Regions from separate parts of the Homo sapiens genome. Here region 1 is linked to region 2. A link is a loop called in an ENCODE intact Hi-C map of the cell type or tissue named here. Cell type or tissue: B cell. All regions are shown on one strand. Links, peaks and the distances in the headings refer to the core of each region. The heading gives the core; the rest is flanking DNA.

What was found. Peaks named below come from ENCODE experiments on the same cell type or tissue, not always from the same donor. Only the 100,000 strongest peaks of a DNase experiment are listed, where the experiment ranks them.
Region 1: it touches region 2 in a loop (3-fold over the local background); 8 of 110 quality-filtered maps call a loop at or near these places.

What each region holds. Positions count from the first base shown.
Region 1 is chr18:76,980,326-76,985,812 of GRCh38, forward strand. It overlaps MBP (myelin basic protein), which reads right to left. Exons shown (of 9, transcript NM_001025101.2): 8 at 4,450-4,569; 9 at 1-146. The coding sequence ends at 102. It overlaps MBP-AS1 (MBP antisense RNA 1), which reads left to right and starts at 104. Exons shown (of 3, transcript XR_935667.3): 1 at 104-1,651; 2 at 1,853-1,989; 3 at 3,402-3,827. RefSeq lists enhancers at 983-1,042, 2,568-3,417, 3,217-3,306. In B cell, for the core only: CTCF peaks have their summits at 1,389, 3,173 (motif pointing left) and 3,378; DNase peaks (open chromatin) are centred at 786, 986 and 3,126; H3K4me3 peaks cover 1,504 bases; H3K27ac peaks cover 2,173 bases.
Region 2 is chr18:77,059,962-77,065,191 of GRCh38, forward strand. All of the region lies in intron 3 of MBP (myelin basic protein), which reads right to left. Among named protein-coding and RNA genes, the nearest start is that of MBP, 70 kb to the right of the region's middle. RefSeq lists enhancers at 3,253-3,342, 4,758-5,230. In B cell, for the core only: no CTCF peak of the experiment used is centred there; DNase peaks (open chromatin) are centred at 1,580, 2,490, 2,620 and 3,480; H3K4me3 peaks cover 550 bases; H3K27ac peaks cover 5,000 bases.

The DNA of each region.
Region 1 (5,487 bases), core at 236-5,235, 80 kb before region 2:
GGGTCATCTGCTCTAATTAGGTAACAGGGGCAAGTGGGATTAAAGTTTTAAGGCAGTTATATTAAGAAGCTGAGGACAGGATTCCGGAACCAGGTGGGTTTTCAGCGTCTAGCCATGGGTGATCCAGAGCGACTATCTCTTCCTCCCTGAAAAGGAAGAGAGAGGAGTTAGGACGAGAGTGCCGCAGGGTCCTCCCACACCAGCATCCCCTCTTCTGTGGTCCCGGGTGGATGCTGAGCCATTGGGTGTCTCTCTCATCTGCTAATAGAAATGGCACCCCGGAGAGCTGGTCTTTTCATTCCATTTCTCCCGACCTCCCTCAGCAAATGCTAATTGAATTTCCAGTTCTGTGAGAGAGAACTGGAATCGGATTCCCAGGCCCCAGGGAGTGGTGCCTGGCATAACCACTGCTCTGCAAAACAACGCTGCACTTCTGTGGGTGAAAGTGCAGCCGCTCCATTGCTTTGCTTTGAATGAGCACTTTTTCTCGTCAGCTAGAGGTGCCAGGGCAGCCGAGGGGAACTGCCAGCGACAACAGGAGCAACTTCTTTTTCGGCGGGACCCTAGCACACCCCTTGCTACACGCGCCAGCAAAGAGCAAAGCCACGTGTCCATCCCTGGGGACGTCCCTCCTATGTGCCATCTCATCTGCCACACCAGACAAATCAAATGCACAGAGAGCTTTGTCTGCAAACTTTGACTTGAAGGGGTCTTAAAACCATGCATTTACACGTTTGGGGGACAAATAATTTCGATGTTTAAAAGAGAGTTGGCAGCTAATTGAGATGGTGCACAGGTGTGCTGTGGCCCACGGTGTGGAGGTAGCCAGGCGTGGCCATCCCTCTAGAAAGAGGAATGCGTTGGTCACTCAGAATGTCACTTAGATCGACGAAGCAGAACTGCACTTTTTTTGCATTCAAATTTTTATTCAAAGTTTAGTCTCTCTCCTTGGGTTTCCCCTCTTTTATGAAATGATCAATTTTGGCGAAGAGCCCCCAGAAAGCAAGATAGAAAAGAAATATGCTCTTTACCGTGGCCGATCAGCAACGAACCAACACTGTCCTCATCTAATTCTACGTCTTCCACACTGCCCAGTAACACAAATAACCAGAGCGCAGACGCCAAGAATCCTTCCAAGTAACGCAGCTAACAGACCAAGGTGACAGTTCTGACTTCTTGGGGGGTTTTCCAAGTACATACGTAGCATTATAAACAAGCCTCTATGTTGTGCTTACACAACTCACTCAAGGGATTTTTGTTTTCACAAGTGAAAACGTTTATGAAATGCTAGCCTGCGAAGCCGCTTCAGGAACCATCTAGTGAGATTTCCCTCCCAAGACAGGCAGCTTTCTCACATACCGTGGAGGCCTCCTGCCGGCCTGGGGACTGACAGGTGCAGGGCCCTGCCCCTCGAGGGCCAGCCTCTCCCTCGGGAGCGTGGGTTTTTCCTGTTTGATCCTGGCTTAACTTGAACATCTCTGGCATTGGAGCTGCCCTCTGGAGTAGCCCAGAAGTTGGCACTCACCTCACCTTTTGCTGCATTTCCAAGAGATCAGCCTTTGGACTTCCTGGAAAGTGGTAGAACCACTGTCCTATGAAACAAAGTGCTTCTGTGCTGAAATGGAGTAAGTTCCCTGCAGCCTCTGGCAAGGTAACCTACCGAGGTACAATCTTAACTTTCTTGATGCCCCCTTTTGACATTGAAAATGGTGGGTGTATTGGTTTTACTTTTTATCATTGAAACTACAATTTGTTGAGCACTGACCATGCAGGAAACCCGTTTTTCCCCGTTTTCTCTTTTGTGCTCACAGCACCTCCTGGAGTAGGTGTTCCTATCATCCTCTCTTTATAGCTCAGGAGCCAAAGCTCAGCCAGCCCGAAGGAGCCAGGATTAGAGCCTGCATGGATGCAACAGTCACGCTTCTCTCTATTACGTGTCTTGCAACTTGGAGTCACATGATCTCAGCATCTGATCCACCCTGGGCTCAGGTCAGTATAAGGCTGAACTCACAAGGTGAGGGTTAGACTGACCTCCTCTCTCAGGACAGGAAAAGAACAGAGCCTACTGCAAAAGGCAGATACTCTTGCCTCCACTTTGACATCTCACAACTCCACAGCAACACTACAGGTGGGAAAACATTCACATGTATGTTCGTGGAAACTAATGCACATGGAAACAGGATGCTCCTATGATGTTCTGATGTAGTTTCCGAGTGATGGGGGGACATGCATAGTTTTTTCTACCCAGTTCCTACCGACAGCGCTAGACTTCCAGATTTGAGTGTTTTCCTCTCACTACTGATTTCCAACAGCACCAAAAAGAACAGGAAGGAAAGATGGTAAAATGATGTTAAATGCTATGAAGTCCCTGTCCTCTCCATCTGCCTGCCTCTAGACCCCCTCATTTCTGGGGGAGCTGATTTATTAATCTATTGGAAGTGCTCCAAGTCAACTAATTCAGCCATATGGCCATAGTAGGCCAGTTATGAACTTTTTATGCAGTAAAATTTAATTACAACCATATGATTTGAAATTTGCTTTGATACATAGAAGCTTCCCTTGAACTCTACAGAAATTAAATAATTTTTAAAAGCTTCTTACAAAAAAGTTCAGGGAAAATACTGAACTTATTTCAGGAAACACATGTGTATAGTACACTGGTTATATTTGCACACAGTAAATGTGCAGATCTAAATGCAGCTTTCTGTTCCTCAGGGTGGTCTTGGTAAGCTCTGGCCTTGCAAGCATCTTTGAGTGACTGGTTGTAAGCCTTGCATATATTGCAAGGACAATATTTGCTAAATGGGGCCCCTCACTCATCTGGGCCCTCCCATCAACTCTGAGCCAGCACTCAGCTCTCCCGGTGTGTCTAACAGTCCTTAAGCTGGTAGTGGAGTAATTAGTTTTCCAGATGGGATGAATCCGTGTTTCCCAGGTGAGCACGGTGTCTGCAAAATCATCACAACTAGCAACACCTAGTTCGCCCTTGGACATTCTGACTCAGTGAGGCTGTGGCGGAGCGCAGATAGGGGTCTGGGCGTGCATCCCAGGCGATTCAGAGGCAGGTGACGTGCTGGCCAGGTGGGGCGGGGCCGTCCTGACTGCAGTGCTGGGTTCAGACACTGCTCCCCGGGGAGCCTCATCTCCGCCCTCTTGTGGCCACATCCCAGAACTGCGGCAATGTACAGCATGATGGCCCTGAGACTTGAATATTTGGAGAATTTTTTTCTTAACTCAGAATTTACGTTGAGGAGTGGATCCTGCCTACCACTTCATCTGACATAAAGCTGCTTACTTAGCAGCTCAGTTACTCCCTGCTCACTTCACATATTAAAAGCTTCTCCTAAGACCGGCTATCCTTAAGAGCAGGGGCTGTGCCCTGAATTGCCTGTTGTCCACAGAACCTCCCAGAACCTCCCAGAATCGAGGCTCACGGCAGAGGTTCTGCACTCACCAAGGACGCGGGGGGACCATGTCTGTGCTCATGTGGATCCCCGCTGCTGGGCAGAGCACACCACACATCCAGACTCAACAAAATACATGGAGTCAAAGGTCAGGTGACTGAATCAATGAGTATGTTACACACCAAGAAAGACCCCTCCTCTCTGCACCCCGGGGAGCAGCCCCAGAAGCCTGGTCTCCTCCAGGATGAAAATGCAAACGCAGGTGCCTGGGGGCTCCCAGAGCCTTTGGCTTCACGGTTCCCTCCCGGCCCTGCCTGGAGCTTCATGTGCCTCCCCTTTTGCTTAATGAGAGCCGCTGTCTAAGAGTTAAGGGTTTTCTGGGTGACGTTTAACAATAATAAAGGTGACTGCTTATCTAAGGAATCCGAGCCGCGCACCTGCCAGCCGCGTTTTGTGTTTGTCACTACCTTTTACTTTCACAGCGATTTTGTGAGCTGAGTGGGCGGGTTACCTCCATTTTACAGATGAGAAAACCAAGTCTCAGAGACAGAGCTTATAAACAGCGGGCCTGGCATTCGTCCTGGGTCTGGTTCCAGGTCCTCATGAGCCGACGGGACACTCCCCACTCCCTGGAGGTCTCCTGGGCATTCCCTCCCGTGGCTCCAGGGATCTCCCCCCGACACCCACGTCTGCTTGACTCCTGCTTTAGCTCCCTGAGGGCCCCAACCCCTGGGCATGAGCAAGTTGGACTCCAGCTGGGCCCTGCCCCAGAGTCAAGGTCAGTCGCCTGCTCCAGGGCCCCTGAACCAGCCCAGGCGCAGCCCTTCCTCAAGCACCTCCGGCTTCACATGCATCTCGGAGGAAATCCACGCGTAAATGCGGGTGGGCAATGCCACCTGAGCCCCTGCACGCCTGCTGGGACAGAGCACGTCCAGGGTACAGTGCGGCTGAGCCAGAGGCGGCAGCCACCCTTGTACTCAGCTTAGTTGGGGATTCTGGGAGCCCTTAGTCCCCGCTCAGTGGAGCTGAGCAGAGGGTACCTTACCAGCTTAAAAATTTTGGAAAGCGTGCCCTGGGCATCGACTCCCTTGAATCCCTTGTGAGCCGATTTATAGTCGGACGCTCTGCCTCCGTAGCCAAATCCTGGTCTCTGGCCTTCGGCCCCCTGCAAGAGAAGACCACGGAGCTCAACCTCCACCCGCGGTGCTGGGCACGCTGCTTGAGCCACTGGGAGCTGCCACCAGGGCCCCGGGGAAGGGCCCAGGCCCCGGACTGGACTGGTGAGTGGTTCAGGAGCCACGGGCCAGCACCACGCTGAGGGGGTGGGGGCGGGAGAGGCTGCTCCCCCAGGTCTACCAGGGTGTTGGCCGCAGAGAGAGGAGGGCTCTGGTTTGGGCGGAGGCTCTCTCATGAGATATGCGGCCCAACCACACATATTTTAAGGATCTAAGTCGTTTAGGGAACAGTTGCTTACCTTCACGCTGTGGGGTGTTCAAGAGAAGATTAGCAAACATCAAGCAAATCAAGGTAAGGAGGCTCCTGCCTACACGGGTTTGGAGGACTCGGACCCTGGGGGGCTGTGCGCTGTGTAGGTGCCGGTCCCCGGAGGCCCCGGCCTGCGCCTTTGCTGGGGGCTCCTTTTGCTGATTGATTTGCACAGATTGGATTCTGGTCACATGTGCCCTGTGGTTCTAGGATCTGTCTGGGAGATCAAGAGTCCTCGGCCTTAGTAAAATGTCGAGCCTCGTATCTTTTATAAGGTTTTGAGACAAAATCCTGAGCTCTCTCCCAGGGTGAGCAGGAATCAGTCTCCCTTGGCCATAGCTCGGACTGGGAGCAACAGGAGGCCGGGGCTGCTGAGCCGGACAGAGGGAGGAGGCAGGCCTGGCTGGCACGGGGGGCGGCCGCATCCTGGCAGCAGCGGGACAGCGTCTCAGCTCCCCCACCTCCCAGTCCCCTAGCACCTTTCTAGCTCATCCGGCTGTGTGGCCTTGGGCAAGGGCAGGAACCTCTCTGAGCTTCAGTTTCCTCATCTACGCAATGGGGCTGTGCGAGAACACAAGCCGTTCATGGAGATGCCACT
Region 2 (5,230 bases), core at 231-5,230:
AAAGGCCCTAGCCCTCCAGGCAAGACGGAATAGACTCTTTGTGGCAATAAGATAGCAAATTATGGGCTGGGCGTGGTGGCTCATGCCTGTAATCCAGCACTTTGGGAGGCTGAGGCCCTCGTTCCATGTCCTTCTATGTTAAACCATCCCCCAAATGGTGTGAAGTCCCCAGAATGGCTGGCCCCGCCATTTCTCTATTTTGTTTTCTCTAACCTCCTGCCCTCTCTCTTCCACCTCCAGTATATGGCACGGCACATTGGAGGTGCTCAAAAATGATTTAATAAATGAATGGAGAAAGCACATAGGCAGGACATCCTAGTACCAATGATGAATGAGTGTTTATGGCAGATGTGACCCAGGTCCTCAGAGGCACATGAAAAATGCTAATGAACGGCAGCACTCATTATTCACTGTATGAACGTGGCTTCAAGCAGTAGAGATGTTAAAGCATCCTGTAATGGAGTATAACTGTTTTCTCTCTCTCTCCTTTTTTTTTTTTTTTTTTTTATGAGGCGGAGTTTTGCTCTTGTTGCCCAGGCTGGAGTGCAGTGGTGTGATCTCAGCTCACTGCAACCTCTGCCTCCTGGGTTCAAGGAATTCTGCCTCAGCCTTCCAAGTAGCCAGGATTACAGGTGTGCACTACTACATCCAGCTAATTTTGTATTTTTTGGTAGAGATGTGGTTTCCCCGTGTTGGTCAGGCTGGTCTCGAACTCCTGGCCTCAGGTGATCCACCTGCCTCAGCCTCCCAAAGTGCTGGGATTATAGGCATGAGCCATCATACCCGGCCAAATTGTTCTCTCAATGGGCCCTTGCAACAATTCTTGAGGGTCAATAGGAAACCCTGTTTTCTGGAGGAGGAAACAGGCACAGAGAGATGAAGTCGCACCCCCAGTTGCATTGAGAGTTGATGGCAGAGCCAATGGTCACACCTGCCTGTTTCCCAGGTGGAGTCTGTCTTCTCTTGAGGCTGCCGCTGACCCTCAATGGAACACAGGCACGCAGTGCCTCAGCAACCAGCCGCTCAGAACTCCTCCTGGGCCTTTCTCAGAGCCTGGGACCTGGAACTTTGTGCTATGAAATGCCTATCAAAGTCCTGGCTCTGGGAAGGGACCCCAAGTTCTTGTAATTCTGTCTGTGGATCATAGCAGGTCCTCTGATGGCTAGACACAGGGATCATAGGCTCTTGGCTTGCAATGCGGAAGATTCATGTTGCACCACTGGCCCTTACTGAATTCTATTACAATAAATAACTATACAAAACTAATCTCCACATGTGCTATAAAAATACCTTGAGGTCGTTGACTACCATGTGACTCTTTGTCTGTGATAAAAATTTAAGCAGGAAAAATTCTTAGTATTTGTTAAACAAAGCTCTGTATGCTTCAAAAAATGTCTGCAGTCTTCTCTCTGAAAATACTAGCCAATGTTTACTGAGTACTGTGAGGAGATGGGAGAGTCCCACACGTGCACATGTGTTGTTTCTTACTCACAGGTCATTTTATGATTACCCCTACTTACGTATGGGGAAACCAAGACACAAACAGAGGAGTTCATTGCTAAAAGCACACAGCTAAAAGGTGGTAGGGCTCTACCACCTGCTGTGTAAAATGAGAGACTTCAGGCTGGCCGGGGTCCCCTTCCACTTGGGCAGCTGGGCAGCTCAGAGTGAAACGGGCGGCTCCCTGCAGCCATTGTCACATGGTTGATGTGTTTGTGGTCTTCCTTCACTTCATCTAGACTTCTCAATTTTATTTACATTTTACTGTTTCCTGGTGTTTTTTCCTACTGTCAGCTAACTCAAGCTTTATAAAATAAAGAAGAGTGAAAACACGCACACACCAATATATGTACTTAAATGTTTCTGGGATGAATACTTTTTAAATAAACATTAAACACAGATATTTCTATCTCCATTGTCTGAGCAATGAAGTTGTGAATGTTTTCCTCATGACTCTTCATGGGGGTTTGCCCTTACATGCTGTGCACACAGGACTTGGCCCTGTGAAGTGGACGCAGTGAACACAGACGCGGGCTGGTGACGTTTTCACGGTAGGACATCCATCCTCTGTGGCACATGTGGAGTGAACTAGCTTACACATGACACGGAGTCCACATCCCTCCAGCCCTGTCTTTGAGATGCCTGTCCTGGCTGAGAGGAACCACAGTCAGTCACCGGGGCAGTAGTGCCCTCTTTTGGCCACTCCTCTCCTCCCTTAGTATAATTTAGGGAGACCTAAGACTTCGCTCACCTCAACTGAATTGCCTGCCTTTAGTTTAGCCCCACGATTAGTCAACTCTGGCGGGAGAAGAGGTGGAGACTGACTCCTGCCTTCCTTCCCGCCTGGTTTCTAAGGAGGAGGACAGTGTGTGCACTACCTGTGGGTGTGTGGGTCAGAAAACGCTTAGCAGCAACTGGTCTACTGAAAAATGGCCTGCTTCCCCAAAGCTTGGACAACGCCCAGTTCTCTAGGTTGTCGTGCCTTAGAGTGTTTTCTTCCTCCTTTTGTAACTAGGCAAAACAGTCTTAAGCATAACCAGAAAGCTGTCGAAAAAAAAAAAACAAATCACAGAAGATATTTGAAAGTGTGCTCTAACGAGTTATTTACTTAGATTGAAAACAATCCTTTGGTGAGATTTTTACCAGAACATGAAGGGCAAATAAAACTTCAAAGTGGATTGCTAAGAGAATGACTGGCTTTGGCCTTCACAGAGACGAGGAGGAAGGCTGCGTGGTTTTAGTTGTCTGTTTGTGGTTTTGAGCACTCAATGTGTGAACCATAGCAATAGCACCTGTGCCAGAGTCAGCACCTGGCACAAACTTCTCAATGCGCCAATCAGTCTTAACTCGGGGACTCTCTTATCAGCTGAAATACAACACTATTGCCTTTCGACGTTCACAGAGATCTTAGGTATGCGTGTCCTGCAGAGTGGTTAGCTAAGGATGATGGCTTTCTGCCCATTTCTCACATTCCTCGCTCATTCTTCTGATGCGTGGATGAAACGGCTGCCAAGAACCTAGAGATGACCATCACACGATCACGGTGACTTGTGCTCACGGGACATCAGGAATGGTTTCCCAACGTACTGATGGGATTTACTATCATGTCAAGGAAAGACCTTTTCCTAAAGTAGGTGGGAGCTGCTGCTCTCATTTAGAGTCACTTTATACATTACAATTTTAAAAGAAATTGCATATATGCCTCCAAGGTTATACAGCCAAGACTAATAGCCAAGATTATTTTAGTTTCTTTTCCTTCAGCACTCTGCGCCTTTAGAGTAGAGTTCTGTGTGCCCCAGGAAAGGGTCAGGCATGGGAAATTATTAAGGTCAATAGCAAAAGCCCCACAGTTCAACAGGCCCTTCCAGGTCGGCATCACTTGGGATTGTTGCTGCTAAATAATGCGTGCAGAGGCCTCCTGGGCCAGCCTCCCCTAGGGTGGATGAAATGAGGATGCCTGGACCACAAGCTCCTCCCACTTCCCCCTTGGTTTTGACTCAACCTGAATCAGGCATCAGCTGCAAAGGCCTGAAGGTGACTCTTGAGAACTGCTTCCTCGGCACACTCACGGGCAGAAAGGCTTGGAATGTGGGAGCTAAGTTCATTCGGCAGATATGCGAGCCTTGCTCCGGTGTCCAAGGACCTGGGAACACCTCAGTAAACACAACAGGCAGAAGTATTGCTCTTCCTATCAAAACACAACCCACGTTTGTGAAATGATGGAAATATTCTGCATTTCCATCATTTCCAGTAGTTTTCACATTCAATCCTAGGTAATAACTCTCTAAACTCAGTATCTCTTGGAAAAGATTAAGGAGGGCTGCGTTTGGAAGGGCTTCAGGAATGATATCATCTTGATAGCGTAAGGAAAGGGCTAAGTATAGAAGACCTTTTTATGTTATATTGTATCCATGCTGTATATATACCTATACATATGTGTGTGTGTGTGTGTGTGTGTGTGTATGTGTGTATTTGATGGTAACAGAACCGCTGCCATCGTTACGAATAATCTCAAAAGCAATTAGCTAGGGGAATAATGATAAAGATGATGTTTGCTTAAAAAAACAGTAGGCTTAGCCAAAATCATTCTAGAACTCACTTTTATTTATGTGTAAAACCTAAATTTGGACATTTGTCTTCGTGCTTTTCTATTACGTCTTTATATATGTAGCTGAAATGTATGAGTAAAGAGATCATCTAAATGAATTTTTATTCTAGAGTTTTATAGGCAGATTTATTCTTAAAACCATCAAGGCTGGGACATCCCATTCAAACTCATAGATTGTCTATTCTACGAAACCCTAAGTGTTCTCCAGAGTGCACGCTGCTGCTCCTAGTCATGGACGCGGCTGCCTTCAACTCCTTCCTCTTCTTCCTCTGCCACTGAGGATGGAAACCCCAGTACCTGAAGGCGGTGAGTTATGCTCAGACATGCCTCCAAGAAAATTCCTATAAAGAGCATAATAAAGTATGCAGAAATCAGCAGAGCACTGAGTCCCTTTTGCACTTGCCTATCTCCTTTCTAGTAAAGGAGTCCTCATTGCTTTCAGTCTCTGGGCCTTTGAGTTATGTTGATTTTCATGGACGCTTAAGATATTGAAACAGTCGGTAGCACTAAATCTGTTTTATGTGTGTTTGCTCAAGAAGGATGGAATTGTAGAAAAGAAAGGACTTTTGAAAAAGAGCAAGTTAATCACGAACAAAAAAAATCGGCATAAATTATCTTGTCTAACAGCTGAAATATAAAGAAAGGCCTTTCCATAAATAAGCAAAGATCATGCTAGGGAATGTGGCCAGGAAGCCTGTTTGCCTTGAATGTTGTCTGTAACCTACAGGGTGGCCTGATCTTGGGGAAAGGGATGCGTATTTTAGTAGCCACAAAATCACTCCTTTTTCCTTCGACCTATAGTGAGTTCTCAGGATCTGAGCACATTTCATTCCACCCCTTTTCCTCTTTGCTTTAGGAATAGATGAAGAAAATCAAAGAGCTGTGCACAGCAGAATAGAACTGCTTTGAGGACCTGCATAGCCCTGTGGTCTTGGGCAAGTCACTGAGCCTCAGTGTCATGATGGGACGAGTGGATCCAACCTCATTAATGTAAACCTCAAATGAGAACATGGTCAGTCACTCATAGGGGAAGCAGAAACAAAGATGAATGCTAAGATTATATCTTGGTTCATTTTCTATTGCTATAACTGAATACCTGAGACTGGATAATTTATAAAGAAA